Linked DNA regions of Homo sapiens: region 1 is linked to region 2. The links are chromatin loops, found by intact Hi-C in ENCODE. Cell type or tissue: endothelial cell of umbilical vein. All regions are shown on one strand. Links, peaks and the distances in the headings refer to the core of each region. The heading gives the core; the rest is flanking DNA. Region 1 has its middle 650 kb from the start of LINC01821. Region 2 has its middle 460 kb from the start of LINC01821.

Evidence for each region. Hi-C counts contacts between places; a loop is a spot of excess contacts. Peaks named below come from ENCODE experiments on the same cell type or tissue, not always from the same donor. Only the 100,000 strongest peaks of a DNase experiment are listed, where the experiment ranks them.
Region 1: it touches region 2 in a loop (21-fold over the local background); 3 of 110 quality-filtered maps call a loop at or near these places.

Annotation. Positions count from the first base shown.
Region 1 is chr2:193,687,121-193,703,678 of GRCh38, forward strand. No RefSeq gene overlaps it. Among named protein-coding and RNA genes, the nearest start is that of LINC01821, 650 kb to the right of the region's middle. In endothelial cell of umbilical vein, for the core only: a CTCF peak has its summit at 8,445 (motif pointing right); a DNase peak (open chromatin) is centred at 8,461.
Region 2 is chr2:193,876,503-193,893,060 of GRCh38, forward strand. No RefSeq gene overlaps it. Among named protein-coding and RNA genes, the nearest start is that of LINC01821, 460 kb to the right of the region's middle. In endothelial cell of umbilical vein, for the core only: no CTCF peak of the experiment used is centred there; a DNase peak (open chromatin) is centred at 9,099.

The DNA of each region.
Region 1 (16,558 bases), core at 3,824-11,823, 190 kb before region 2:
TCAAATGAAATGAACACTGAATAAACATGCAATATTTTGACCTTGTTTCAGACAGAATGCTATAATAAGAAAATGTGTTGTTAGTGGCTCACACCTGTAATCCCAGTGCTTTGGGAGGCGGATGAGGGACAATTGCTTGAGCCCAGGAGTTTGAGACCATTCTGGGCAATGCAGAGAGACCTCATCTCTACAAAAGATTAAAAAAAAAAATTAGCTGGGCCTGGTGGCACACGCCTGTGGTTCTAGCTACTTTCGAGGTTGAGGTGAGAGCATCACTTGAACCTAGGAGGTGGGGCTGCAGTTAGCCATGGTCACACCACGGCACTCCAGGCTGGGTGACAAAGCAAGGTGCTGTCTCAAAAAAAAAAAAAAAAAGAAAAAGAAAAAAAGAAAATAAAAGAAAAAATAGATTCTAATATCAACTTTGTGCACATAAGCAAAAAATGATGTAGGTTTCTGAGAGAAATATCTAGGTTAAAATATATACTTGTTTTAGCCCATATGCAATTTAATGGCTCACACAAAGTATAAACTTAGTATATATTTGTTAAATGATTGAATAAATTAATAAAATATAGAAAAAATTAAGTGATATAAGGAAAATATGTGGTTTTAAATTTATCTGAAATATTACCATTTCCACTTTTAAAGTATATCTTTCTTCAAAACATTTAACATATATCCTGATTGATCATTATCCTAGAGTTGGAAAAATATCTGGATTAAAATAGTGGATTTCAAAATATAAATCATTTTCTATATATGATTTAGAAAGCGAACCCTCAATTGATTTTACATTTAGTTGAATAAATAGACTAACTTTTCATACAGTAGACAGAGTGCCTTATAGATTTCATATGTTTTATTGAATCATAATTTAGGGTATAATAAAATACACAAGTATTAACTATACAGCCTCTGAAATGCTTGCAAAGTGTACATCAAGTCTTTCAATGGATGTGTACATTCACTATTATATATAAATGGAAAGAGCATTATGTTGTCATAGGTATGAATTTGTTCAGCTTCACTAGATTCTTGCAATAATTTTTCAAGGTAGACATAAAAATTTGCCTCCCAACCAGCAGTATGGAAGAGTTCCACTTTCTCGTCCAAATATACTATAATATTTAATTTGTATCTTATAAAAATTATTTTATTTTAGGGAGCCAAACAAGACCCATAGATTGTTATTGCTTAGTGTTTTGTTTTATTATTTACTGCTTCTTTAAATCCTGTTTTAAAATATAGGATTCCTTTGAACTCTTTTCTCTGTTATTCCTCATACAGTGCTTTTGTGGTTATTTCTGTGTTGAAAACAAAGCAAAACAAAACAAAATAAAAAAAAGAAACTGCATCATTTGTTCTGTAAAGTTTTTGGTAATCTAGTTTTGCTAATTGCATCTCATTATATCATTTAACATATATACCTGTTTTTCCTGTTTAATTGTTACTTACAGCTTTTTGATATGAGTAAATACATGTGTGCATGTGTGTGATGTTTCGATATTTCATAGGCAGATGGTAAAATATCAAATATATATTTCTCTAACTTGAATTTTTTGCTTAACAGTACAGCTTGATCAGTATTCCAGTGTAGGGTATAGAAGTGTTATTTCCTTTTAACACTATGTATGTTTCCATTTTGTGGACATAATATCAGTTATCATTAAGTCCTCTATATTTTCCAGTCTTTTACTATATAGACTGTGTTGTAATGTAGAATGTAATATGCCTTGCACATGTCTTTCTACATTTTACTGATTGTCTTTTGTATGGGCTCTTAGAATACATTTTCAGGTAATTTTTTTAGGCATTGCCAAACATAGGTTTATAAATTAACTTTGTAAAAATTCAAATCTTTATTGTGTTAAATTTTCTTATCGAAGAAGATGATATGCCTTTCCATTCCTAATGTTTAATCTTTTTATTATAAATTTCTAATCTAATGTAGTTGTTTTCAAAGAACATTTTCTGTGTCATATCAAATCTTTGACAGGTTCAAATTTTCTTTAAAGCCTCATATAGGGTCAGTTTTTGAAAGAATGGTATTTTTTTTTGCCTGTTGTAAATAGGCATCTATATAAAGGCATTAATTCTAACTTGTAACATGTTGTTCAAATACTTTATTTTTTGGTCAGGTTGTTCTATTGATAATTGAGAGATCTCAATTAATATCACTTGCATAATGTTGGATTTATTAGTTTTCAGTTTTCCAGTTTTTCCCTGGAAGTCTATTAACTTTTGCCAAAATTATTTTGAAAATATTATATTAGGTAAACAAATTTTGGATTGTAATCGTTCTGGTTATTTGAGTCTAGTATCACCATGTAAATATCTCTAACACTTTTATTTATTTGTCAACATCTTTTATTTTCTTATTTTATCTCATACAACCCTGAATTCTTGTTGTTAGTATATGTGTATTATATCTATCTATTCCAAAGTTCTAGCTTTTGATCATTTCAATTATTATGTTTTGGATATGTTTTCTCTAAAGAGCATTTTGTTGAAATATTTTTAAAATTTATGGTTTTTTTTTTTTTTTGGACAGAGTCTCGCTCTGTTGCCCAGGCTGGAGTGCAGTGGCGAAATCTTGGCTCACTGCAAGCTCTGCCTCCCAGGTTCATGCCATTCTCCTGCCTCAGCCACCCGAGGTAGCTGGGACTACAGGCACCTGCCACCATGCTTGGCTAATTTTTTGTATTTTTAGTAGAGACGGGTCTCAGTATGTGAGCCAGGATGGTCTCGATCTCCTGACCTCGTGATCCTCCCGCCTCGGCCTCCCAAAGTTCTGGGATTACAGGTGTGAGCCACTGCACCCGGCTAAAATTTATGTTTTAACATGAATGGTAATATATAACAAATTTATTCTTGAATTTTGCTTTCTACAATAAATCTGCATATCTTAGCTGATGAAATTTTTAGCCTTTTGTTGATTTTCCAAAATTTTATTATATGAAAGAGTGATCACAATTTTTTTCATTTATTTTGTATTGATGTGCACATATTTGTGTAAATGTACCTACACACTAGTGTATATGTCTGAGTGTTGTATGTGGTGGTGCTGGTAAAACAAAGGCAGAATAGGTCCTGGTTAAGCACCTGGAATTGCTTGCATTGGATCTCAGCTCTATAATTTGAACAGCTCCTTTATTTAACTAGACTTTGAACAAATGATACAATCTTTTTGTACTTAGATTTTTCTCTTGTATAAATTGTGAGAGCAGTAATGTATGTCTCACAGATTTATTGTATTCCATGAGTTCATACATATAAAAATATATGTTCTTTATGTTTATGGAACAAAGTAGATATACTGTAAGTATTTGGTATTCTTCTTAGTGTCATTTTTAAAATCACTGATGTTCTCCACAGGCACTACTGTAATTTAAAAACAGAAATGATTTATCAAGAACTTCAAATCTTTTTCAAGAGCTTTATCAAGAACTTCAAATCTTTTTCAAGAGCTTTATCAAGAACTTCAAATCTTTAGTGCCAAAGGATATTGGACAGATAACATGTGCGCAGACACCTGTGAAGTGCCATATCATAGGTGTCAGTGAGTCAACAAATTCATCTCAGGGCTTGTCTTTACGTACCTATGTTTGTTACTGTCCTCAATCCTGCAACCCCTACCCCTCACCACAAGGTGCATGAGACATTCTGTGTCACTAAGGGTAAATATAATGAGATAATTGAATAATTATAAAGTAGTATACAAGTAAAGCAAGGCAAAAACAAAACACAGCAAGCAACAACAACAGAAAACCCCACTGATATTAGAATAGGTGACTTTAGCTCTGTTTTCTTGAGATAAATAGGTGCATTGTGGTCACTTGGGATAAAGAGATACATTATGCATGGCTGTGTCTCCAATGTCTGTGTTTCAGCTTGTTTTATATGAAACAAGAAAATAGTTGTATGTTTAATATAAGGTTTTTACAAGGATTAAACACAATGATACAAGTAAAGCAAAAGAATATTTCCAGGTTAATCATAACCACTCAGTAAATGCTATATATATGAAGATTATTATTAAAATGTAATATGATGCCTTATAATATATAAATATGTAATTCAATGTATATATGATATACTCATTATTGTATATATTAATGATTACCATTGTTTTCACTTTATTTCAAAGACAATCAGAATATTATAATATAGAGTAGGAAGAAAATAATTACTGCCTGGCTTATTCTTGTATACATTTTGACAAAAAAAGGAGAAAAATGCATAATAGAACTAAATAGCCACAGATTTTGTTATATATCATAAAAGATGTTTTCAACCTCTTTATTAAATCATAATGAGTTTTACATTATTTTCTACCTGAAGCTTTTATCAGTACTAAATAAAAATTCTAGTAAATATTGAATTATATTATTCTTTCAGCAAAAAAATAGTATTTTATTATCTCTACAAAATGTAGAGGGGAGTATTCTAGGTAACTGAATGTTTCTTAGCCTAACTTCTTGCTTGAAGAAGGCCTTGAAACAAAGACTTGCATACAGATAGCTTATTTTAGCAAGTGATATCCTAAGGAACAGTAGCAAGAGACTTGGGAGTGTTAAACAGAGAAGATTAAAAGCCAATTTAAGAGTATGCTGTTGAGCTGCTTAATTATGTAGGCAACTGCTCATAAATCTTATTGACTACTCTTGGGGTGCCTTGTAGAACGCACCTTCAACTTGAGCCCTTGAAACAAGGAAGGCATGACAATATGCCCGCAGACTCTTTTTATAATTGGTGAAGAATTTTCTTAGGTTTTCTTAACCACTTGTGATTTCAGGTTTGTGATCAAACCAGAATGACTGAGCGGACTCCTGTTAGAGTCCTATGTTCTCAGAGAAATACTGGGGGAGAAATCAAGAGGTAAGTATTTCAGCCAAGGTGGAGTGGTACCAGATTGCACCTAAGGCAGCTCATTGCCACAGCAATGAGTAAGAACTGGAATTAAGTGAAGGTAGAGGATATGTGACAGAGGACTAGACATGTCCACTATAGAATATAAATTTTTCTAGACTAAAATAATCTCTTTTTTTTTTTCTCAACAGAAAAAACACCAAAGTTGTTCTTTTTTTTTTAAGCTACTATTAGAAGTTTCAGAGAGGCAATGCCTCTCTTTTCTTGCTTTTTATTCTCACTGTCTCTCTCTTCTCATTGGTTCATTTTTTTTCTTTTTCCTCCCTCTTACTACTTCTGTCTCTTTCTCATTGAAACATAATGAGATAGAAATAATTTCTAATAGCTCATATTGAGGAAATGATTAATGCAACATCTTAAAAATAAATATATACATTATATACATTTCCCAGGGCTGCCATAGGAAAGTACCACAAATTAGGTGGCTTAAAACGATGGAAATGTATTGTCTCACGTTTCTGGGGGCTTTAAATCTCAAATCAAGGTGTCAGCTGGACCATGTTTCTCTGAAACCTCTAGAAGAGAGTTCCTTCTTGCATTTTAGCTTCTGATAATTGTCAACAGTTTTCACAGTCTTTGACATTCTTTAACTTGAAGATGGGTCACTTCAATCTCTGCCTCTGTTGTCACTTGACATTCTCCCTGTGTGTATTTCTAATTTTCTTATAAGTACACCAATCACACTAAATTAAGGCCCACCCTACTCCAGTATGATCTCATCTTCACTAATTACATATGCAAAGATTCATTTTCTAAATAAGTCACATTCAGAGGTTCTGGGGTTAGGACTTGAAAATATCTTTTTGGGGGACATAACTCAAACACATACATTATTTGTGTAAATAATGTGAAAAATCTGCTCAATTATTTTCAAAATCTGATTAATTATTTTACATCATTATATGCCCAGACATATGCATCTGATTTTTCTCCTTGTTTTCAGTTCAAAATTTTGTGAGACATGCTCCATTTGTTTTTGCTTGTTGGTTCTATTTTTAGCAGATTTACCAACCACTGGGAATTTGAGATTTTCTTTAGATACAATAATATAAAGGTCATCGTGAATTTTGTGCTTGTAATTATTAAAAGAATCTGTTATATACTGGTAAATATTATGAGAATCTGTTACCTTAAACTCTGTCATTTCTACTTCTTTCTTTATGGGAAGAACAGACATACCTATTTATGGTTTTTATGAGTTGGGATCCATTTAGCTAAAATTGTGAGTGGGGTAAAATTTCTCTGGTGTTGTTTGCCTCCCATAGAAAATGACAAAATAATGTACATCCTTCAGATTAGGGACAATATTCAATTTCTCAGTAACTTGTACTATAGTTTCTGGTTACTCCTTTCTCAGTGTTTTTTTTTTTTTTTTTTTCTCTGTCAAAGCCTATCAAAACCTAATTTTTTCTTTTTTTCTGACTACTCATTATTTTCTTAGTAAACTCTGCTTCCATGCTCTTCTCCGTGGTTTCTGACAGGGCCAACGACGTGACAATTTACTTCATCTCAAGGTGTACAATTCTTCATATAGACCTTGCTCATGTTTTGTGATTGAGGTAAAACATTGATATTATTTGTGACTCATTATGGTACATTGTTCCATACAACAGCCTCCTCATCTTCTCTCCTCTCTCTAGCTAATGGTTTTAATTCTGATCATATTTGACCTATACTTTTCAATTCAGACTAATGTTGATTGATTTCTCTATTTTATGTGTATAATAAACACAAACATCAGATTTATAACTACCTTAAGTAGAAGGAAGTGTGATACTTTAAAACAAAGAAAGCACTAGTTATAACATGTGTAGTTCACCTGCCTGTCAGTAAAGATAAGCTCCAGCTGCCAGCTTAGTGCAGTATCAACATCCTCAGGGGCTTTCGGTGTCTTTTTGTTCATTTGTTTGTTTGTTTAACACAATGGTAATCATAAGACCAGCTTTGTGCCTCAGTAATGAAGCAAACAAAGAAAATGAGAGGTTGCTTTTCTGTGGCTATAATAGAATATGCATCAATCGCCTCCCTCACTGGTGGATGTAGCCAGTTTCTTTGTTTTTCTCAATTGTATAGATTTCACAGAGGTAGGACAATACAGCGGTTTAGATCATGGACCACTTTGGTTCAAGCAGCACTTTCACTTTCTTGCTATATAACCATAGGTATGTTGTCGTATCTCTTTTTTCTTTTGCTTTCCATCCGTGGACAAAATTATTACCTATGTATAGAATTCTGGTGAGGAGAAGTAAATGAGATGGAGAAACATTCTTAAAAGAGGGTCATGCCAATAGTAAGTGTAACATGAAGGGTCAGTAATCATTATTATATGGAATGTGAAGGCTCCCTTTTAAATGTGGTCTCTTCCCAAACACTGAATTCTTCAGTGACCACTATGAGCCCATGATGAAAATTCAATCCATCTCCAAAAACTAGACAGAAGGAAGGAATCGTAACTGTGGATCACAGTTGGCATGGGAACAAGGAGTAAAATTATCCAGAACATCTGAAAATACAGGCATTGGGAAAATGATGCATTACTGTCACTCTCTTTTGAGTAACTCCCCAAAATCTTTTAAAAATAAAACTTCAGGTCCATTTCTTTGTCATAATCACTTCACTGAGAAAAAAGGTGGAAGATATGTGCCCTGTTAAGCATAGATGAGAAGGAGTGAGGGAAAAAGGGAGGAAAAGGGAAAGGGAGACCGGCTCTCATCTCTTGTCTTTTATTTATATTTACTTCTGATTTCTTCTTACTCAAAATGTACCATTTAGTTTTTTTTTATTATCAATCTTGAATATTTTTATCTTTTAAGCCCTGGCATTTTCACGTTTGTCCATTAGCAAATCAATGTTAATTCTCCTTCAAATATGTAAATTCTTGAGAGAATAAATTATGAATGAATAAACTAAAATTTCCAGTGGGACTTGGCATTTTAGAGGAGGGCTTCTTTATCTCTCAAAGTAGAATATACTGCAAAATAGACGTTCCAAGCTCAAGAGCAGGTCAGTGACACTAGGAGAAAGGTCTGGATAGAGGGCTTTTCACTGCATAGCTATTAGATTTTATCTCATGGTTGACTGATAGTTCAGCCTAACCTCAACTCTATTGGAAAATAGTCTTTCTTTGCTCAATAAATCCATGAAGAGGAGGCATGTGCTTTTCTGAGCTTAAATTCTCTGAGAAAAGTTGTGGTGAAGCTTCACTGTGCTAGCATGGATGATAGAAGATGGTATTCTTACTCAATCAAAATGTAGCATGCACCCCTTGCTTCAATCCTTTCTGCTTGTGCTTTTTTTTGTAAATATTATTGATAGCTACAATATCTTATGAAATATTAACAAAATATTTTAAAATTACTATACAAACATGTATAACAACTGAAATTATACTGCAACTATATTTTTCTGGCTCTCACTGTAAGCTTGCTCAGTTTTAGCAACATGGAAACAAGAATTTGTTATGTCTCTTGTGCTTATTTTGGCTCAGAAGACTGTAAGTGTGGCGCTTGCCACCAGAGAGCACTCTTTAATGGTAACATCATATTGTAATGCCCACTGACTTTAGTGTACACTGTTCCCACACAGTCTGATTATGACTTATTGCAATCACTTTATACCAGATAATTCTCTTTATCTTTTACACAGGGATATAACTTAATTACTTTCAATTAATTTGTTCTATTATTATAAATAAATTATTGTTATATTTTAATTGTTACAGGCAATAAGTATTTCTAAATAAAATATAATTTGATACCTTTTCAATTTATTAACATATTCAGTTTTAATGTTAACAATTAGCTAACATGGTAGAATTCATAAAGAAATTTATGGTAGAATTCATAAAGAAATACCATTTTGTTTCTAAAAAGTGCTATTGCTACTAATTAATACTCTTTGCCATGGGGATGGTAGTCTTTTCAATTTCAAGAATGAACAATGTATTTAGCAAAATATTTGAGAAACAATATATATTGTCCATTTTATCTATTGAATTAAATGAACACAAATATTTCAATACATTTTCATTTGCTATTTGACAATTGTGTTTTCAAATTTAAGTAAAATTTATTCTCAAAAATTCTGAAGGAGGCAAAAAGGAAATATACATGTACGCTTGTAGTATATACACATTACATTTGTATATACATGTGTGTATATCTATCTATATATTATATCATAAAGATATAAAAGCCTGTAGGCCTGTATCAGTAGCCAAGTAGCCAGGGATTCATCAGGGAAATAGAACCAGCAGGAAAATTTAAAGAAAAAATATATGTATTTATATGTATATATGTTTATATATATTTATATGTATACATATATTTATATATATATATAGAGAGAGAGAAACATAGAGAGAGAAAAAACAGAGAGAGAGAGAGACTTATTGCAAGGAATTGACTTACATGAGTTGGAGGCTGGCTAGGCAAGTCTGAAATTCATAGATCAGGCTATGAGAAAGGACAGGCTGGAAACTCTGGTAGGAGCTGATGCTGCAGCCCACAGGAAGATCTTCTGAGGGAAATCCTCAGTTCTGCACAGTTTAGGTTTCCTGAAGATAGATGCTTGGAAAGCAACTATTTTATGAATAAATGCAAATAAAAGCCCATAGCAGCTGTAGAAGTCCAAGACCTAAATAACTCACTTGAAACAAATATGCTTTGTGATGAAACTTCTTAAATGTTTGGACTGATGATCCTAACTCTAACCTGAAACTTTTTTGCTAATCCTTTCCAGAAAACTACTGCTAAGAAAGGAGTATGTAAATAATATATGTGAAGGGTTGATAACATTCAAGTTATACTTTTTTAATGTAAAAAGAAGCTCTGGTATGCAAATCTTTGTCAGGTGATTCAAATTCTGATTTTTCAGTGATATTACTTATATGGAAAATCTAATAGTATTCTGATTACTACAGTCCTACTTGTTTGGAGCTGTATGGGAAGAAATTGAATTAGAATGCCTCTTTTGGAGCTTTTATGACCCTTTAGATGTGTTAGCTGTTATTTAACATACTTTTTCATCAAATTAACTTATAGCAGGTTTGTACTGTACTTATGAGCTCAAAGAAGCACTTTTTACTACCTTAATTCAGTGACTTCTATATTTTTTCCTTTGGGAATTCCTGTATTAGTGCACAAAGTTAGTTCACTTTTCTTCAAATTTAGTGAAACATCATCATATTATTTGATAAATAATCATTCCAACTTTCCTCATTGGCTTGTGATACTCCTTTTTCATATATCTTTTTATTATATATAGTATATATCTTATTATTATATAGTATATATCTTACTATACAGTATATATTATATATAATATATATCTTATTATCATACAGTACATATTATATATAGTATATATCTTATCATACAGTATATATTTTATATATAGTATACATCTTATTATATATACTAGAATTTATTTTATATATTGTTTTCCTAGAACCACCATATTTTATTATACCTATATAATATATATACACATATAAAATATATATTATGTATTAAAATCAGGGATGGCAAATATTTTAATATTTTGTTTCCATATTTAGAATGACCTATATAAAGTTCCCTACCCAGTGACTCATTGGCACTGCTGTGCTTCTCAATCCCCCTGCTTTCTTTTCATTAGTCTGTTGTTACACCGATGAAGAACTTGGTGTCATTTAATGGGTGCAAACTTCATAGCTGATACTCATCTTAAATGTTGTTATCTTCACTATAATACCCTCCATTTAATTTAATGATAGTAGCCTCCACTTAATTTCAATTTTAATTTACATAGCATGTGACTATATATCTTCAGATAGGCCATTTGAAATATTTGGTGCAACTATGATGCCTGATTTTTTATACAAAGTGGTGAATATGTATTCACTTAAAAATTACACCATTTTCAGTATTCAAACATTATTGCTTCTCAACAAGAAACTCATGTCCAGGCACAAGCATTAAGGCACTCAAAGGGTTCCCTGCTCTTACCATGTATCTCACCATCTGGAAGCAATTGGACTATAAAGCACTCAGTTCCAGGGCCGAGTTAGAAGCAACACTTTTCTAGGTTGGCGTGTGTTGTTTGTGATGTGGTTATCTTTTCTGGACCAGCAACATCTTAGGTGTTTGATTTTTCCGTGATGAGAATACATTGTTCTGGAATCCAAAGGGTGGGATTGGGGGTGGCATCTCTTAACATTTCACCTAGTAATTCGCTCACAAAAGTTTGATCATCATCTATTCAACTGTGGTTCTGCTGGTTAAGAAGTTTGAGATCCCAAAGGCAGTATTATTCCACCATTAGACACAACCACGTTCCTGTAGCTAAGAACTGCCTTTTGACCATTTCAAATTCCTTATGTCCCTGAATAAACAGTCAAAAAGGACATTACCACAGTGACTGGGAATATTAGACTGATTATAATGGGGAACTGGACTTCCTGTTAGATTATGCAGTTGATGGAAGGATATTTTTCCAACCCAGAAATCTTGTGAAGTGGCCTGTTATTGTGCCATGTCAAGTGGTAAAAGTCAAAGGAAGACCATGGGAACCAATAAAATAAGGATCTCCCTAAGGTTCATACCCTTCCCAAATGCAGATTTGAGTATCCCCTGAATAGAGACCTTCACCTGCTGAGGGGGTGGCTGAAGGAAAAGGGAACAAAGGTGGCAGTGGAGTAAAAAGGATATAAATAATAAATACCAAGTAAACCTCAAAAAATTATACCATTCTCTCTTACAATTTCTGCTTACTAATTTTATTCTGGGGTCAGAAAAAATGGATGTCTTTTTCAAATGACTACAGCTAGAAATAATCCTCTAGGACCAATGTCAACATATTTAATATCTTCTGATATATATTTCCCTTATAGGTACCCAGTACTGTCCTGCACTCTTTAGAGTTCTCTTCTTATGTTAAAACCTGATTTTAATTTCATTAAGATATCTCCTACTCTATCTGATTTTCTGTCACAAAGCATATATGATATAATGTTCTCTAGTAAATTCCTAAAGTTGAATGTTGTCTCAGCATTCATGTAAAATACAGGTTTAACTTTCTCATAACAGAAGCCGGGCTTAGTCACCCTGGACAATTTCTAGTTCCCCACCTCCTTCCAGTTTCTCAGTGTGGTCAATCCAACTATTTGCCTTATACAACCACCTCCTGGTGATCACCTTCCTGTGGAACTGCTAGCTATGATTTATTTATAATTTATTTGACTTGCCCCACTGATCCCACTCCTCTCATAGATTGCACATATATGTTGCTGTAACCACCTCTTAATTACAGCATGACTCTGTGGAACTCAACCTGCTGCTCAAAACCCACCCGGTAGAAACCCCTCCCCCCCCAAAAAAAACAAAATAAAACAACAGCAACAACAAAAAGACCTGCTTAGGTTAATTCCCTGGACCCCAATAAAGGCTTTGATGGCTAACAGATCCCTCTCTCTTTCTGTCTTTCTCTTTCTCTTTCTCTCCACTTGCCACTTGCTTCTTGACCATGCCTGTGCCAGATGACTCCCCTTTTCCTGTCAGTCCTGTGAGGCATAAAGCCCTCTTCTTTTTAGAATATGTAGGTAAAAAACTGCCTATGTTATTTCATTTTTTGTATGCCTCCTCTGTGTCTCACCTGACCAGCACACTCAAGCCTAACTTCTCTTGCAGACAAGGCTCTTGTAGAGAGTGGTTATTCTGATAAAAGTAAACAGGACACAGATCAGACAAGAGAAACAAAGGTGACTGCCAGTATACACAAGTTTCCCATGAGAAGGACACCTGGACTTGAGTCAGATGCCTAGGCATTAAACTGCCCACCAGGAAAAAAAATGTATCTCCTGAAAATTGAAAACATCCATGACCAAATCCCCCAGAGCCCCATCATGGCAGGGCTGAAGTTCATAGCCACTCTCCACTGATACACTGTGAGACCAAATTAGAAAAAAAATACAAAGACCTCATTTTCTTATGATTTTCTGAAAAAATAATTCCCACCAAATAAATGGATGATAATAATATAAGACACAATTCCTTGGAGGGAGCATTTAGTACCTAATTAAGGACTTCTGGAGAGAGTATGATTAAGGCCTGGAATGACCAGGGTGAAACTAGGATTCTGGGACCAGGTGGCTGATTCTGCCTCTGCAATGAGCGTGGCACAAAATTAAAGACTCTGGTGTCTAGGGGTTGAAAAATTAAAACGTGGGCTGTCTTATTTTGAGAAATATGAGAAGGAGAATCAAATTGTAATGAGATGTCGGTGGAACATATACTGGGATTTGAAAATATCAATTAAAATTGAGCATTTAGATTCAAGCAGATCTCAGCAATCCATGTGCACAGAAGTTTAACGAGTGCAATAAGAAGGACAGACTGAGTAGAATTGGTATTTCACTCTTATTAGTCATTCCTATTTTCCTTCTTTTTCTAGCACTTATACAAACACCTCCTCTTAATTTGGGACACATATTCTTAAGACAGTTGTCAACAGAAGAAGTGTTAGGAGGTACACGTGTTTTCAAAATACTCATAGCACCTCTTGCCCTGGGTTATTCGTGGTACTACATACCATTCTATTAGAGAATAAGTTCCATGTAATATTTGCTCTGAGTCCTTGTTCATATTCAGTTCTAAACTAGGAGCTGCATTTGAGGCATTTTAAAAGAGGACATTGTATTATTATTTTCCCAGGAGTTTCACATTTCAATTATTTCAGTTTTTTTTCCCATTGGCTAGCATCTGAAAAAAATAAAATATATGTATAATAGCTTTCAAACTATTGTTTTACATTTCACTTAGAATCCCACAGATTCATGATAACTGACAATGTCCTGGGGGAAAATGTATATATAACACAGGTTTAACAATACCTGCTTTTAAAACGTTATGTAACATATGGTTGGCAAAACAAAGATTCAAAGACTATTTAAATAATGAGATCACAGGATTATTTCTAAAATTATGCTTTGATAAAGTTCTAAATCTGTATAGAGAGGTTGAATGATTGAGAAAATGTAGCTGTTGGAGAGTATTAGCCATTAGGAGACTATAGACATCCACAGGAAACAATTTTGCAAGGAAGGAAATAGTGCTTTTCATTAGATTAATAGCCAGCAGATTGATCAATGTGAAACATATGCATCCTCTATTACTATGAAACTATTAATGTGTGTTGAAATTCATGTAAGAAAATAATTCAGCTAAGCTCATATAATGACTTATCTGACAGGAAATATATACATTTTAAAGTTAGACATAGAATGGTGATTCCTTTTTCTTTTTTCTATACTCATTTTTTACCCCAAAACTTACCTCATTAAAACATATATGCAATATACATATTTGCAAATTATAGGTGTTGACATATTTTTCCAGAAAATTCTGTGGCAACAAAACATCAGTTTTTGGGTCGTAGAGTCAAAGTAAGATAGCATACATAGGGCATACTTAGAGGTGAGCTTCTCAAGAATCAGGCTAAAGAAATAGGTAAATTATTGGACAGAATAACCAGGGTTAATAAATGCATGTATCTTTCTCTTTCACTTTAAGATACAGGACACAAACAAAGGATCTCTCAACCACTCTGTTTTACTCAGCCATCATGTAAAATGGTTTTGTTTGTTTTTTGGTTCTCTTTGATTATTTCACACATTCTGTTGGTAAGGTTTTGTTTCCTTCCTTACTAACAAAACCTTAGTACTAGGTTTGGTTTCCTCCCTTCTGTGTTTCAGTCCTTGGCAGCTGGCTGGAGGTTTTTTTTCCCCGTCATCAGAATATCGAAATAGGTAATATATAATGTATATATTGATATGAAATATAAGGAAACCGATTTGTATGAAAAAAATATTTTCTACTTTTGTGACTAAAACGTTTAAAAATAGAAATTTGCTCTGTCATACATTTTGCTGAGAGATTAATTTTGTGATCTTAGTCTCTTGTTATGGTCCCCCAAAATTGTAAACAAGATTATATAGAAATGAAGTAATGGGTAGATATCATATTATTTGTTTTCTAAATAGGGATACTTTTGGTGATTCAGAGAGCCAAATAATTGTCAGATGCCAACTGATCTATAATAGGGCATAAAATCAAACTGCCTGGGGAGAATAGTGATGGAATGCCATGTAATGAGATTTACAGAATTTTCTCGGAATCCCTCATATGTAACAAATATATTTCCTTACGTTGTACTTCCTTCAAGGCATTAAATAAACAACAGTAGAGCTATTTAAAATGACTGAAAAATAAAGGTGGTTTTACTTTATTTAGGAAATCAAAATCATGATGAACAAAAATTGTTGTCATATAAGTAGTCTACCCTACATTCATTTATCTCTGTCCTTAGATTAATTTATTAGATTGGAGAAATCACACCTTTGAAGGCACAAGAAGTCTGCTCTCAAGGAGAAGGGATAAATATAAGATGGTTCTACAGTGTTGGTGCATATTATCTTCAAATACAGGTAGAGATATAAAACCATACCAAGATGTTTAGAATTTCAGAGTTGGAAAGGGTATTGGAGATAACTTATTTAAAAGTGCTAGTTTTGCAGATAAAGCCATTGAAAGCGAAAAAAAGATCCAAGGTTAAACAGTTTTAAAAAATTTTCTTATTGTCTTCTCAAATAAGAAGTGCAGCTAAAAAGGAATTTACAGAATTATTCCTCATTCAATTATGAGATAATAGGAGTAGATTAGAAATGGGAACAGATATTAACAGGAAAGAATGTCCTTAAAGCATTTTTATAGCTGAATGAAAATGTGCAGATTTAGAAGAGTAAGACACTCATCGATTACTCGTCATTTAAATTGTTAGGACAAGAATTAACTACTTTTATTATTTTTAGCATTTTAATATTCACTAGTAACAGAATTTAGTACCTAAAATATTCTTAAAAATTAAGTAGAGTTTTTTACAGCTTTGACCTTTCAAATATTTCACATTCAAATTTGTTGGCAATTCTTTCTATCCCCACAGGTTACTGAGGCCATAAAAAGAAAAGGGAATTGCATAACTAGTGAATTAGATGCATTATAGGAAAAGGCCAAAGTCTATGGCTCCATAATTCATGGAAAGCGTAAGATATCCAAATGTCTAGATGACAAGATATGTACTATGAGGAGTAGTAAAAGGAATATTTTTCATCTTTACTATTAACAATAGATTTGCAAAACTCTTGGAGTTGCTCTAGAATTCAACCTCAAAACAGTGTTTTACATAATAATCTAGGATTAGAAACCAAGGTGTGCATGTTGCTCAGAGGTTGCTGATGCTGTTCCTACCCCTTTGGATGCTGAGTAGACAGCACTGATGAATGTTGCCCTATAAAGATTGTTCGGTACCAGTGACAGAAGAAAACTTGAGGAGACATAAGGCAAGAGAGACTGTATTTGGCCATATTTTAAATGTGATTTATTCTGATTAGAGGCAGTAATTTTTGTTCTAACTTTCTCACAAATAAGACTGAAAAAAAAAAACTTGTTACGTTAATCATCTGCCATCTCATCAAAACCCCTGACTAACTCTATGTTAGGGTGAAAAGATGGCGTGAGTGTTAAAAAAATTGCTTATATAGAATATTTTGCTAAATTCTTGGTAGATGACTTTATTATGAGATATTCACATG
Region 2 (16,558 bases), core at 4,129-12,128:
TTCATTGTTGTGTAGAATATGAGAAAACACTTCAAAACGACAATTATTTTTATTTTCACTCAGCTCATGAGACACCCACCTAATGCGCTTTTTCACCTTTCCAACTTGCTTCAAATGCTGAATGACCATAGAGTGGTCGACGTTGGGTACTTTGGCAACTTCTCCTGTAGTTAGTAGTAAAAGGATCAGCTTCAATGATTGCTCTCAATTGGTCATTGCTAACTTCCAATGGCCAGCCACTAAACTCCTAATCTTCAAGGTTCTCGTCTCCTTTGCAAAACTTCTTGAACCACCACTGAACTGTACATTCGTTAGCAATTCCTGGGCCAAATGTGTCGTTAATACTGTGAGTTGTCTCCGCTGCCTTACCACCCATTTTGAACTCAAATAAGAAAATTGCTCAAATTTGTTTTTTGTCTAACATCATTTCTATAATCTAAAATAAATATAAAATAAACAGAAAGTAATAAGTCGTTAAGAAAAAAATGAGAAATGCACGTTAAAATTATGTATAACATAACCACATTTATTTAAGAATGTATTCCAATATCAAAAGACAAATTTCAACAATGCAAAAACCGCAATTACTTTTGCACCAACCTGTTTCTCCTTTTGTGGGTTTCCACAGATTGTGTCTCAGAAATTGGTCCGTTTTGATAAATAAATAAATAAATAAATAAATAAATAAATAAAAAGAAATTGGTCCGTTTTATCTACCTTAGAAAATGTGTGGAGATCCAAATGATTTTTGTCCTTTAGTGTTTATACTTTTAGTGCTTATTTTTTTCTTTCTTATTTTTTCCTTTTTTCTTTTTTTTAAGTTCTTTTTTTTTTAATTATTATTATACTTTAAGTACAACGTGAAGGTTAGTTACATATGTATACATGTGCCATGCTGGTATGCTGCACCCAGTAACTCGTCTTTTAGCATTAGGTATATCTCCTAATGCTATCCCTCCCCGCTCCCCCCACCCCGCAACAGGCCCCGGTGTGTGATGTTCCCCTTCCTGTGTCCGTGTGTTCTCACTGTTCAATTCCCACCTATGAGTGAGAACATGCGGTGTTTGGTTTTTTTCCTTGGGATAGTTTGCTGAGAATGATGGTTTCCAGCTTCATCCATGTCCCTACAAAGGACATGAACTCATCATTTTTTATGGCTGCATAGTATTCCATGGTGTATATGTGCCACATTTTCTTAATCCAGTCTATCATTGTTGGACATTTGGGTTGGTTCCAGTCTTTGCTATTGTGAATAGTGCTGCAATAAACATACGTGTGCATGTGTCTTTACAGCAGCATGATTTATAATCCTTTGGGTATATACCCAGTAATGGGATGTCTGTGTCAAATGGTATTTCTAGTTCTAGATCCCTGAGGATTCGCCACACTGATTTCCACAATGGTTGAACTAGTTTACAGTCCCATCAACAGTGTAAAAGTGTTCCTATTCCTCCACATCCTCTCCAGCACCTGTTGTTTCCTGACTTTTTAATGATCACCATTCTAACTGGTGTGAGATGGTATCTCATTGTGGATTTGATTTGCATTTGTCTGATGGCCAATGATGATGAGCATTTTTTCATGTGTCTGTTGGCTGCATAAATGTCTTCTTTTGAGAAGTGTCTGTTCATGTCCTTTGCCCACTTTTTGATGGGGTTGTTTTTTTCTTGTAAATTTGTTTGAGTTCATTGTAGATTCTGGATATTAGCCCTTTGTCAGATGAGTAGATTGCAAAAATTTTCTCCCATTCTGTAGGTTGCCTGTTCACTCTGATGGTAGTTTCTTTTGCTGTGCAGAAGCTCTTTAGTTTAATTAGATCCCATTTGTCAATTTTGGCTTTTATGGCCATTGCTTTTGGTGTTTTAGACATGAAGTCCTTGCCCATGCCTATGTCCTGAATGGTAATGCCTAGGTTTTCTTCTAGGGTTTTTATGGTTTTAGGTCTAACATTTAAGTCTTTAATCCATCTTGAATTAATTTTTGTATAAGGTGTAAGGAAGGGATCCAGTTTCGGCTTTCTACGTATGGCTAGCCAGTTTTCCCAGCACCATTTATTAAATAGGGAATCCTTTCCCCATTGCTTGTTTTTCTCAGGTTTGTCAAAGATCAGATGGTTGTAGATATGTGGCATTATTTCTGAGGTCTCTGTTCTGTTCCATTAATCTATATCTCTGTTTTGGTACCAGTACCATGCTGTTTTGGTTACTGTAGCCTTGTAGTATAGTTTGAAGTCAGGTAGCGTGATGCCTCCAGCTTTATTCTTTTGGCTTAGGATTGTCTTGGCAATGCGGGCTCTTTTTTGGTTCCATATGAACTTTAAAGTAGTTTTCTCCAATTCTGTGAAGAAAGTCATTGGTAGCTTGATGGGGATGGCATTGAATCTATAAATTACCTTGGGCGGTATGGCCATTTTCACGATATTGATTCTTCCTACCCATGAGTATGGAATGTTCTTCCATTTGTTTGTATCCTCTTTTATTTCCTTGAGCAGTGGTTTGTAGTTTTCCTTGAAGAGGTCCTTCACGTCCCTTGTAAGTTGTATTCCTGGGTATTTTATTCTCTTTGAAGCAATTGTGAATGGGAGTTCACTCATGATTTGGCTCTCTGTTTGTTTGTTAATGGTGTATAAGAATGCTTGTGATTTTTGCACATTGATTTTGTATCCTGAGCTGGGCATGGTGGCTCACACCTGTAATGAGGATCAGGAGGATATTTTGAGCCCAGGAGTTTGAGACCAGCCTGGGCAACATAGTGAAATCTCATCTCTACAAAAAAATTTTACAAAAAAAAGTAGCTGAGCATGATAACACACACTTGTAGTCTCAGCTACTCAAGAGGCTTAGGTGATAGTATAGCCTGAGCCCAAGTTTGAGCCCATAGTGAGATATGATTGCACCACTGCACTCCAGAGTGGGTAACAGAGAAAGACCCCATTTGTAAAAATAAAAATATACAAGAATTGATTGTCTAATTATTAACACATTGATGTCTCATTTGTTCTGAAATCAAGTGGAAAGCAATATTTTGGATAATTGAATATGCTCTATATCCAAAGCCTAACTCTTTAAACTATGAAATTGTATCATTCCAGTTATGTTTAATTGAATTATGATTTTAAAAAAATGTGTACACATCTTTGTTTCTTGAAAAACTATGTGGTAAACATGTGTTGACTTTTGCTTTATTATGGCAGCACTATCATGGTGAATTTGGAATGAACTATTTAATAAGGAATAATCTGTGGTCTTCACTCAAACTTTTATTCTGTAGTTGGTGATTCTTCTGCTTTGTCATGGTGACTTAACCTGTTCCCCAGGGCTCTCTACTGTGATTGATAGCTCATCTCAGATCGTATACACAACTAGAGTTATGTATTACCAGCCCTCACTAATTTTTTTGGTGGTAACAAAAATGTTTGGTATTGAAGATGTCATTATGTCTTTGCAGAGAATAAATAAACTCTAGGTTTGAACTATGGTCAGTTTGGATTTTACTAGTAAGAAAATTTCACTGAATTTTAGAGTAGTCCCCAAAGCAGTAGAAATATTCATAGCTCTAAATGCCTTATTATTTTCAGCTTGCAAAATATTTAAATAAATATACAGACTGGAGGGTGTTTGAAGAAAAAATATCTACATTCTAATTACTTTTTAGTATCTTTATGAGTAAGCACTACATTATAAAATTGAAATTAGTTTCATTTATTATATTTCTTGTCATAGAAGTAAGATGAATGAAAATCAACCCATTATTTTCTTAAATGCTTTGAAATAGTCATCATCGGCAGAACTACCAAGTCCAACAGGCATAGCAAAGCATTATATGCTTAGATAGTTCACGTGGTTATTTGAAATGAAAATAAAACATTTTTGTCCTTGAAACTTAATGCAAATTTTAATATAATTATGGAGGAAGCTATACTAACCTTGATCAACTTATTTGCTTTAATAATGAAATATAATTACAAGCCTTAATGGCTCATACATAATAAACCCAAATAACTGACACTATTAATTAGAAATTCCTCTTAAAATATCTGAAATGGATTTTTGGTAAAATAATTGATAGTGGCAATAATGTTGTGAAATCACACAAACTTAAAATGACTTGTAACAAGGAATTTAAACAAGAATTTGATTTTACAGTGTTAGTTTATTACATTACAAATAATATAACTTTGCTGTAATATTACTTAACAGTGCTATGCATCTTGCTTATATGATAATTTTATATTAACCAAAGGATACTATTATTTGGCCATGTTAGGTAAAAGAGTATTTATAGAATATTTTAGCAAATATTTGGGCTTATTCATTTGATTTTAATGTAAAGCTTTGTGAAGAAAAGCAACATGTAGAACAGTTATGGGTGACTTTGAGAGTGAAGATAGAGGGTCTGACATAAAATTTCTACCCATGCCACTTCTAGGTGTAGGGCCTTGATCAATTAATGCAAGAGAAACCCAAGCTATATTGAGACTCCCTAAAAAATGGAGGGTCCTGTGAAGAGAAAGAGAGAACAAGCACCAAGCTGACAGATATGTGAGAAAAGGTGATATCTTGGGAGTGGATCTTAATCATTCCATCCCCAACCATTCCATATGGATTAGAGATGAAGCACCCAGACAAGTACATCTCCAAAAATGAAACTCAAAATTGTGAGCAAATTAAAATTGTTGTTTTAAGCAATTTAGTATTTAGGTACTTCAAAAGGCAGCAATAGATAATTAGAACTACTCTCACCCCCATGAACATCCTTGATGCATGAAATGACTTCATTAGAAAGGCCTCTGTACTCAGACCATGAATCAAAAATACTAAAAATTAAGTTTTAAATATCATGATTCCAAAAATAATAAGAGTGTATATTAATCTTAATTATACAATTTACCTGAGTATTACCCAGCATCTTATTGATGGGAGACTTTATTTCTCGAATTGACTGACAATTGAGTCAGTCAATTTTTGACTCTATGTACTTGGCTTTCTCTGAGATCAATTTCCTTCATTTAAATGTTTGCCTTTTGTAATGGCAACTTATAAATCACCATGATTTTAAGTACAAGGAATTATTAGAAATTGAAATAACGTTTCTATACTTGAAACTCAATGCAAGTTATTATGTAATTATGGAGGAAGCTATACCAACTTCTATCAAGTTAAATTATTTTCTTTAGTGATGAAATGTAATTATAACTCTTGATACACTCATACATAATAAACTTATTAATAGAAATTCTTATTAAGGATTTATGAAATAAATATTTGGTAAAATAATTGATAGTCACAATAATGTTGGGAAACAACACAAAATTAAAATGACTTAAAATATTTTTTAAGAGTGTGAATTTACAACATTGTAGAAAAACTACTCTTTGCGACAGTATATATTAGATATATTGAAACTGTTTATGCCAAGAAGTCACAACAAAAGGTTATGTGTTCATGATGAAGCAATTTATCACTTCAAGTAAGTATAAGGAAACTATCTTTGTAAAATTAACAGGGCTATTGTGAAATATAGCCTATTTGAGTTGCAAGATCCAGGCACAAAAAGGCAAATGTCCCACGTATAAACAAGTCATAACCAAGTACTTTTAACTTTTAAGGACTTGCATAGAATGGCAAATTTCCTTCCTACTTGTGTGGCCAAGACTTTCTGGAGATATTGTACTCCTGTGTGCTAACAAAGAAATGTCAGCCCCCAACTTCACACTGTTTTCAAAGGTAGTCCCAATGGAGTGGAAGAGGCCTTTTTTTAAATCCTTTTTGCTATTCATCAGGTAGAAGCAGTGGTGCTCATGCATGCTCTTTTCTTTTGTTGTTTCACCAGGAATCATTACCTGTTGCAGGAAGTATATAGGAAAATTAGGGACCTGACTTTTAGGTCAGAACACCAGGAAAGGGGACCCATAAAAATTTGAGAATGGGATAGATAGCAGAAGGGATAGAAATGGAAAAAGGGAGCCTTAAAATTGTTTTGCAACTCATCTTCAAGCTACATGTGCCTGATGATGGATGGAATCAAGCACCAAGTTTTTAGAACTGAACTACTATGGGCCAGGTGCGGTGGCTCATGCCTGTAATCCCAGCACTTTGGGAGGGTGAGGTGGGCAGATCACGAGGTCAGGAGATCGAGACCATCCCAGTTAACATGGTGAAAACCCGTCTCTACTACAAAAATACAAAAAAAAAAAAAAAAAAAAAAAAAGCCAGGCGTGGTGGCGGGTGCCTGTAGTCCCAGCTACTCGGGAGGCTGAGGTAGGAGAATGGCGTGAACCTGGGAGGTGGAGCTTGCAGTGAACCGAGATTGCACCACTGCACTGCAGCCTGGGCAACAGAGCAAGACTCTGCCTCAAAAAAAAAAAGAACTGAATTACTATGTTTACCACTGCCTTGGTCCCAGTATGGCTTTTGAAAAGTACATATGTGTATTTGTCCATTCTCACACTGCTATAAGGATACTACCCAAGACTGGGTAATTTATAAATAAAAGAGGTTCATTGACTCACAGTTCAACATGGCTGGGGAGGCCTCAGGAAACTTACAATTATGGTAGAAGGGGAAGAAACACATCTTACATGGCAGCAGATGAGAGAGAGCATACAAGAGCAGGGAAAACTGCCTTATAAAACCACCAGATCTTGTGAGAACTCACTATCACAAAAACAGCATGGAGGTAAAACAGCCCCATGATCCAATCACCTCCTACTGGGTCCCTCCCTCAACGTGTGGGGATTATGAGGATTACAATTCCAGATGACATTTGAGTGGGGTCACAGCCAACCATGTCAACATCTGTGCCCAACCAGGATAGCAATGCAAAGGATTTGAAAAACAACATTTGTGTGGGAACAATGTCCTCCAGAATTCAGGTCAGAACTTCAGGTGGACTGCCTTCTAAAACAAATAAAAACATATCAATATTCTCAGGAAGATTTTTATAGGTTCCATAGTCTCATAATATAGTGTTCAAAGTTGCCATGATACAATTCAAGCTATATGACTGACAAAGAACAAGGGAAACCTCAACAACTTGTAAGGAAAAAGCAAATCAACAAACACCACCAACAAGATAGCCTGTTCAATTATCAGACATAAATTCTAAAGCAATTATTACTGTCGTCTAACAAGTAAAGACTTTGGGGATGAGTCTGGGGGAAGAAACAGTAGATGTTCTTAGCAAAGAAATAAAAGTTATATAGAAGAATCAAATTAAAATTCTAGAACTGGAAAACAATAATGGGAACAAAAATTAACTAGGACAGAGAGAGTTGTCAGTAGAAAAATGGTGATGCTAGAGGAAAAAGTTGGTAAATCTGAAGATAGATCAATAGAAACTAAAATGAAAAACAGAGAAAGTAAAAATTAAGAATATAAAAGAAGTGACCTATAGACAATATCAAAGGTCAATATTTATGTTTTTAGAGTACCAGAAGGGGAGGGAAAAAATGGCTGCTGAAAAACATAAAGAAATAACAGTTGATACTCTCCAAATTTGATGAAAGACATAAATTCACAGATCCAAAAAGTTCAGTGTACTCCAAACAAATAAATCAAAGAAAACTAGATCCAGACCTGTTGTAATCAAATTACTAAAAACCAAAAAAAGAAAGGAAATATCTGATAGCATATAAAGGAAAACAAAAACATAATACATACAGATAAATAATTATTTAAATAAAGGTGAATTTTTCATCTGAAGCAATAGAGACCAGAAGAGAGTATCAAATTATATTTGAAGTTGAAAAAAATACCTGCCAATCCCAAATCTTTTGTTCAGAAAAAATATTCTTTAACAATAAAATTTTAAAAGTTAGTTATTTTATGAAGTACAACTAAGAATATTTTTTAATCATAAAATTTGCTTTTAAAAAAGTAAAAGAAAGCTTTTAATGTGGAAAAGAAATAATAGTAGAGGGAAACAAAATATGAGTAATGAAGAAAGAGCAACTTAAATGACATCTTTTTAAACATATTTGCATATATGTTTTATAATATAAATACTATATAAGTATCTTTGTATAATTGAAAAACTACTTACAAATAATTTATATTGACTTGAGTATCTGGTCAGGGAAGGTAGAGAAGAAACCAGAATTATTGATTTCTTTTTCAAGAAAAATATTACTTATCAGAGTAATGTTATTTCTCTTCATTACAAGCGAGTAGTCCTTTAGTTGAAACAAAAAATGTAGGTAACATACCCACTTAATAAAACATTTTTATAATTGAGAATATGGAACAGTATACTTTTAGGAGGAAAATGTGAATATATATTTTCGTACCTGCTTATTTGTTCTTAGCTGTTTTTTGGTTGCTTATATGACCGAAAACCAAAACATGAAGTAGAAAAATTGTTACTCATATAAGTGTACAGATTATTTTTATCTAATTTAAGAAAAACATATTGCCGTAACAAGAATTTATTTAAAACTTTTGAATCTCAACAAAGGGAAGACTTCTACAGTTGTAAAATGTATAATGGGAGGTTAGAACCAGAAATGTACAGGAGATTCCGATTCAAAATAGGGACAGAGGGCAGAGCAAGATGATGAAATAGAAGCCTATACTATTCATCCCTCACACTGGACACCAAATTTTAACAAGTATCTGCACACGGAAAAGCACTGCCACAGGAACCAAAAATCAGGTGGGCAATCACAGTACCCGGTTTTAACCTCATATCATGAAAAGAGGCATTGAGAAGGGCAGGAAAGAAAGTCTTGGTCTCCAATGACACCCCTACCCTATTCTCTAGGAGTTGCCTAGTGGCATAAAGTGGGAATCTGTGCACTTTGAAGAGGGAGAATAAAGTGACTGGTGGATTTTACACTGAACTCAGTACTGCCCTCAGCCAGTGAATACAACTGTGCTGGCCTCAGCCAGTGCTTGCACACAGAGGGAACATTTGGACCAGCCCTAGCCAGAGGGAAATCAACCATGCCAATGGTTGGAACTTGAGCTTCTCGGCAAGCCTCACCACTGTGGACTGAGGTGCTCTGGGGTTCTAGGTAAATTGAAAGACAGTCTAGGACACAAGGACTGTAATTTCTAGACAACTTGTAGTGTAGGCTGGGCTTAGAGCCAGTGAATGAGGGTGATATGTGACCTAGGGAGACACCAGCTGGCACAACTAAGGGAGTGTTTGTGCCATTCTTCCCCCAACCCCAGGCTGTGCAGCTCACAGCAACAAAGTGACTCCTTCCTTCTACTTAAAGAAAGGAGAGCAAAGAATAAAAATAACATTATTTTATATCTTGGATACCAGCTCAGCCACAGTAGGACAGGGCACCTGGCAGAGTCATGAGGCCCCCATTTCAGGATGTAGCTCCCTGGGAACATTTCTAGACACACTCTGAGCCAAAAGGGAATCTGCTACTTTGAAGGATAGGACTTAGTCCTGGCAGTATTCATCACCTGTTGACTAAATAGCTATTGGTCCCTGAATAACCAACCATGATACCCAGTGAGTATGCTATGGGTCTTGGGCACTGAAATGTTCCAGCTTCAGGGATGACCTAGCACATTCCAAACTGTGGTGGCTACAGTTAAATACTTCTGTTTAATAAAAGCAGAGGGAAAAGTAAAGGAGACTTTATCTTGCTCCCTAGGTACCAGCTCAGCCATGTAGGCTCTTGGCATCCCCAAATCCAGGTTGAGGCTCTTGAGCAGCATTTCTGGATCTACTCTGGGCCAGAGGAGAGCCCACTACCCTGAAGGGCAAGTGCCAGGTCAAGCAGCATTCACCATAAGCTCACTGAAGAGCCCTTGTCTTTAAGTGAACATTGATGGTGGCCTGGCAGAAGCCCTCATAGACTAGGGGTAGTGGTGGCCACAGGGAGAGGCTCCTCTGCCTATGGAAAGTGGGGAAGGGAGAGCAGGAAAAACTCTGTATTGTGATTTGAGTGCCAGCTTAGCCACAGCAGAAGATAATATCAAATAAATTGCTCAGGTTTTTGACTCCAATTTCCTCACTCCCAAACCGTATCTCTGGAAATGCCTGGGGCCTGGGGGAACTCACTATCCTGAAGGGAAGGGCCTTGAAGAAGGTCCAGTGCTACCCTGGCTTCAAGCCTAACCCAGGACCGTCCCAGTGGTGGTGGCCACAGGGGTGCTTTGCATCACCACCACCACTGCCCCCGCCCTCCCGGTTCCAGGTGGTTCAGTACAGAAAGACAGATTCCATTTGTTTAAAAGAAAGTAAGAGAAATGAACAAGAGTCCAGAGAATTCTTATTCAAGATCACCAAGGTGGTACCTGTAGGAGTCTCTCAAAACCACAGCATTGTTAAGCCTGGGACTCAAGTCCCTTTGAATAACTGGAAAGCCTTTCCAAGAAGGACAGGCATAAACAAGCTCAATCTGAAAACTACAATAATTACATAACTCTTCATTGCCCAGACACTGAGAAACATCTACGAGGATCAACAGCAATACAGGAAAATATGACACCATTAAATAAAATCAGTAAGACACCAGGGACCACTCTTGGAGAAATACACACATGTTATCTTTCAGATTGAGAATTCAAAATAGGTCTTTTGAGGAAACTCAAAGAACTTCAAGATAACACATAGAAGAAATGTAGAATTCTATGAGATACATTTAACAAAGAAATCAAAATAATTAAAAAGAATGAAGCAGAAATTCTAGCGTTGAAAAATGCAACCAAAATGCTGAGGAACACATCAGAGTCTCTTAATAACAGAATTGATTAAGCAGAAGAAAGAATTACTGAACTTGAAGTTAAGCAATTTAAAAATACAAAATCAGAGGAGACAACAGAAAGGAAAAAAAAAAAAACCAAAGAAGCAAACCTACAAGACCAAGAAATTAGCCTTAAAATGCCAGATCTAAGAGTTTTGACCTTTAAGAGGAGGTAAAGAAAAATACAGGTGTAGTAATATTATTCAAAAGGATAATAACAGAACTTCCCCAACCTAGTAAAGGATATCAACATCCAAGTACAACAAGGTTATAAAACACCAAGCAGATTTAACCCAAAGAAGACTACCTCAAGACATTTAATAATGAAATACCTAAAGGTTAAGAATAAAGAAAGAATCCTCAGAACAGCAAGAGAAAGGAAACAAATAACATACGAGGGAGCTCCACTACATCAGAGGCAGCAGAGTTTTCAGTGGAAACATTACAGGCCAGGGGAGTGGCATGACATATTTAAAGTGCTAAAGAAAATAGTCTTTTACCCTAGAATAGTATATCCAGAGAAAATAGCCTTTAAACATGAAGGAGAAATAAAGAACTTCACAGGCAAAAAAAAAGTTGAGGGACTTCATCAACACCAGAACTGTCCTGCAAGAAATGCTGAAGGGAGTTCTTCAATATGAAAGAATAGGATGTTAATGAGCAATAAGAAATATCTGAAGTTACAAAACTCACTGGTAAGAGTAAACACACAGAAAAACAGAAGAATAGTATAACAGTGTAACTATGTTATATAAACTTCTCTTGACTTAAGTAAAAACACTATATAATAAAACAATAAAAAATAACTACAACAAATTTTCAAGAAATAGACAATACCATAAGACATAAAGAGAGAAAACAGTTAAAAAGTGGAGATGAAGTTAAAGTTATTATTAGTTTTTTTTCTCCATGTTTGTGTTTGTTTAAACAATCAATGCTAAGGTGTTTTCAATTAAAAATAATGAGTTATAGCATTTGCAAGCCTTATGATAATTTCAAATAAAAAAATAAAATGGATACAGAAGAAATCAAAAACAAAAAACTAAAGCATAACACTGGAGATAATCACCTTCGCTAAAAGGAAAACAGGATGGAAGGAAAGAAGGAAGAGAAGATCATAACACAACCAGAGAATAACAAAATGACAGGAGTAAGTCTCTACTTATCAATAATAACCTTGACTTTACATTAACCAAATTCTCCAGTTAAAAGACATACAGTGCCCTAATGAATGAGAAAACAAGACTCCATGATCTATTGCCTATAAGACACACTTCATCTATAAAGATACACACAGACTGAAAATAAACAGACGGAAAAAGACATTCATGCCAATGGAAACCAAAAAAAAAAAAAAAAATAGCAGGAATAGCTATACTTACATGGGACGAAATAGATTTCATGACAAAAACTGTAAGCAGAAAAAAAGGAAGGTCATTATTTAATAATAAAGGGGTCAATTCAGCAATAATAGTTATACATTTTAAAATATGTAAATTACTTGAATTATTTGTAACACAAAGGATAAATGCTCAAGGCGATAGACACCCAATGTTCCATGATGTGTGCCTGTACCAACATATTTCATGTACCCCATAAACATATATACCCACTATGTACCCACAAAAATTAAAAATAAAAACAATTGAATAGAGACAAATAACGAAAAAACATATCTCATGTACCCCATAAATTTATTCACCCACTATATACCCTACGATGTAACCATAAAAATTAAAAATAAAAAAATTGAATAGGACAAATTTGAAACAAACTGAGGGCTTTAGTATTGTCTGGCTCTTGTTGTGCCAATTGGTTTCATTTTTTTACCTTTCTCAGGAAAAAATTAAAATAATATTTAGAAGAGAACTTTATAAACTAAATTTCTCTATGTCAAAATGTATTGTTATTACCATGCTCCTACATTCAGTTCAATTCTCTTTGTTTTTAAGTGGGAACTGCAGATGGGAAATAAAATTATTACATTGCTATATTGCAAAAGCATTTGCATTACAGCAACTAAGTTATAAAATAGTCACTAAAACTCTAGTTTAGTGTTTCCTTATGTGAAATAAAAATGCAAATTTTATATAGCATTAGTGAATTCAGGATAAATAAGTGCCTCTTTCTTTTCAGGGCTGTTTTTTTATTTAAAAAAATAAAATATTATTTTTAGTTACAAGCCAGGATGTGTATTTGACTTGATTAGTAGGCAACATAAATATTTCTTGCTTCAAATTCTAACTGGAATATTTAGAATAAGGTCTGATAATAAATATGGATCTGTTATTAAGTTTGACTTATACTACCAATGCTCATAATTCCAGTTATTTTCTCATTTTAAAAATTCTGTAATTAACATGTAATGTAAGTAATAGGTATTTAGTAAAAGTCTCATCATTTAAGCAGCCTGACTCCTCATAGGCCTGTTTAATTAAACCAATTAAATATCATAAATAAATATCTGTTTAGTTTTGTTGTTTTTAAGTAAATGAATTTATTAAAACTATTAGAAACTAAAATTAAATCCTATTAACTAATTATAAAAATAAAATTGACAAAATTTATATAGTCATTATTAATATGTGAGTAATTCATGTTTGTTCAAATGTTTGGGATTATATTTGGGCTGATTTTGATCTTTATAAGTGCCAGATTATATTACTATGCTTCTTTTCAGAACAATTATGAAAGTTGTCAGTGATGTTAAATCACTAAAGATTTCCAGCTCATAAGGAAATTGGTGTTATTCAGAGAGATATCAAAGGGAGGATGAGGGGCAGGTTTGAAGGGAATATTTTTGGAATAGTGCCTCTGGGGTGTTTGTGGGACCTACAGATGAATATATAAATGGAACAGTTGGAATTTTTGGTTGAGAATTTAGTAAAGATATTGCTGAAAATCAAGGATGTGGAAATGTAAGTATTAAGCTCAAACCTAGGAAGTGTACAGAGGGAAAATAACCTGTATTTATTTATCACTCAGAGTGTTAGTTTTGACAAACCAATATTGCCGTAAGTCTATAAACAGCGATTTTCAAGAAAGTTTTATTTTACAAGTACAATCAGCATTATGAAGTCAATAGAGAACGTTGAGGCATCATGGAAATAACAAGAGTGGAAAGTTCTTACAACACCTAGTTCTAAAAATTTCAGGGTTAGAGGTGGTCCGATAGTATTAGGGGCATGAAATAGATGTACCAGAATAGCATTGTAGTGAGTAGAGGGAGGGAACACTGACAGGAAGGCTGGGTGATGCAGAGTGGGGGTCAACCCCAGGAAGCAGAAAGTAGGGTAGAGAAGGATATGAAGAGGTTTAGAGTGGGGAACAAACTAACACCTGCATAGGTTCAGAATACACTCCTGCGGAATTCTAACATTTTTTAAAATGATGAACGATTAAAGAATGGCAATAAGCAATGGGGAAAAAAACTCCCTGTTCAATAACCGGTACTGGGGTAACTGGCTAGCCATATGCGGAAGATTGAAATTGGACCTTTACCTATCATCCATCTAAAGTTAATATACAAAAATTAACTTAAGAAGGATACAAAGCCTAAGAGCGAGACCTCAAACAATAAAAATCCTAGACAAAAACCTAGGAAATACTCTTCTGGACATCAGCCTTGACAAGAATCTATGGCTAGATAGTTTTTTTTTTTCTTGCAACAAAAACAAAAATTGACAAGTAGGACCCAGTTAAGCTAAAGATTTTCTGCACAGCAAAAGAAACTATCAACAGAATAAAAAAAAAAACAACCTACACAATGAGAAAAGATATTCAAAATCTATGCATCCAACAAAGATCTAATATCCAGAATATATAAAGAACTGAAATAAACAAGTAGAAAACAACTAACCCCATTACAATTGGCAAAGGACAGGAACTTACACTTCTCAAAAGAAGACATACATATGGTCAACAACCATGTGAAACAGTGCTCTTCATCTTTAATCATCAGAGAAATGCAAATCAAAACCACAATGAGATACCATCTCACACCAGTCAGAATGACTACCATTAAAAAGTCAAAAATAAGAGACGTGGTGGGGCTGCAGAGAAAAGAGAACAGTTATATACTGTTGGTGGGAACGTAAATGAGTGCAGCCACTGTGGAAAGCAGTTTGGAGATTTCTCAAAGAACTAAAAACAGAACTACTATTTTACTCAAGATTTCCATTGCTGGGTATATACCCAAAGGAAAATAAATATTCTACCAAGAAGGCTTGCACCCATATGTTCACTGCAGTACTATTCACAATAGCAAAAACTTGGCATCAATCTGGGTGCCCATCAACAGTGGATTGGATAAGGAACATGTGGTACATTTACTCCATGGCATACTATTCAGTCACACACACCCAAATGAAATTATGTCCTTTGCAGCAACATGGATGAAGTTGTAGTCCATTAGCCTAAGTGAGCTAATGGAGAAACAGAAAACCAAATACCACATTTTTCCATTCATACATGGAAGTTAAACATTGGGTACACATGAAAATAAAGATGGGAAAAATAAGATAACTACAGGAAGGGGAAGGAAAGGAGCGGGGCAAGTGTTGAAAAACTACTTATTGGGTTCTATGCTCACTACCTGGGTGTAGGACCCAATCATACTTCAACCTTTATCATCACACAATATACCTTTGTAACACAGCTGTACACATACCCCCTGAATCTAAAATAAAAATCAAAAAATAAAAAGAAGCCACTTACTATGGAGGTGGGAGGAAAACTAAAACATATTTTTTTTTCATAGTGAATAGAAAGAAACTTGTAAGCAGAAGAGAATCAGAAATAACATATGCTGAAGCAGGATCAATAACAATAAGAATTAGATGTTGCCTACAGGATTGAAAAACCATGAAAATAGTATATACTTCATTAAGAGTATTCATGGAGTAGTAAGGTTGAAACAGCTATGGTGGGAGGCGTGAATACAAGATGAGGAAATAGAAACAGTGGGTTTAGTCTCCTTTTTCATTAGTCTTAAGTGGGAAGATCAGGATAATGAGAAAGCAATGCATGAAAATAGAGAGGAGGAACTATGTTTACAATATGAGAGACCTGAATGTATTTATTTGTTGACAAGAAAGGACCAATGTAGAAGCAGTATATGCAATCTAAACATGGGGGTAATTATAAGTGGGGAGAGAATTATAAATGAGTGTTCCAAATACATTGAAACTTTATTGTGTAGAGACATAGCTTTGTAAGTTCAATTAAGTGCTAATTTAATTCAGCTAGTCTTTCGTTTTGTCCTTTTCATTACTTTATTTATTTTTAGAACAGAACTTCACAGTGTACAGTACAAAAATGAAGTGATAGGTTCATGATGTTAACAATCTTGTAAGAATAAAAGATATAATGTTTCTGAATTTCATAGTGAAGAGTTTATATTTTACTTTTTAAATAATGAAAATGTATTAAAATTTTAAACACATAAATGAATATTTTAGGTAAACCTGAGAGAATTTAAAAGGAAAGTGGAAAACATTGGTTTCTAGTACCTCATACAAAACTGATTGAAAAAAGTAGAAATATATGAACACCAACAGGAAAATATGGATAAGTCAAATGTTAGCTAGATGTCTCAAATTTTTGTTTTTTTTTTCTTTTTTTCTTTTCTGGATACAGGATATCTTGAAAAATCTCTAGCTACTTGGTAGAACTCAGTGAAGGAATACTCTGAAAGGCAGCACAAGTCCATCTATTTATAATCCTAGAACCCCAGGTTTGAATTGGAGTTTTTGTATTGTTTTCCTCTTCCCTTTACCCCAAAGTGTGTTGTACCATGATTGGAATTTTAAAAGAGCAGCAGTCTGGCAGACGAGATGGTAACACAGCCTG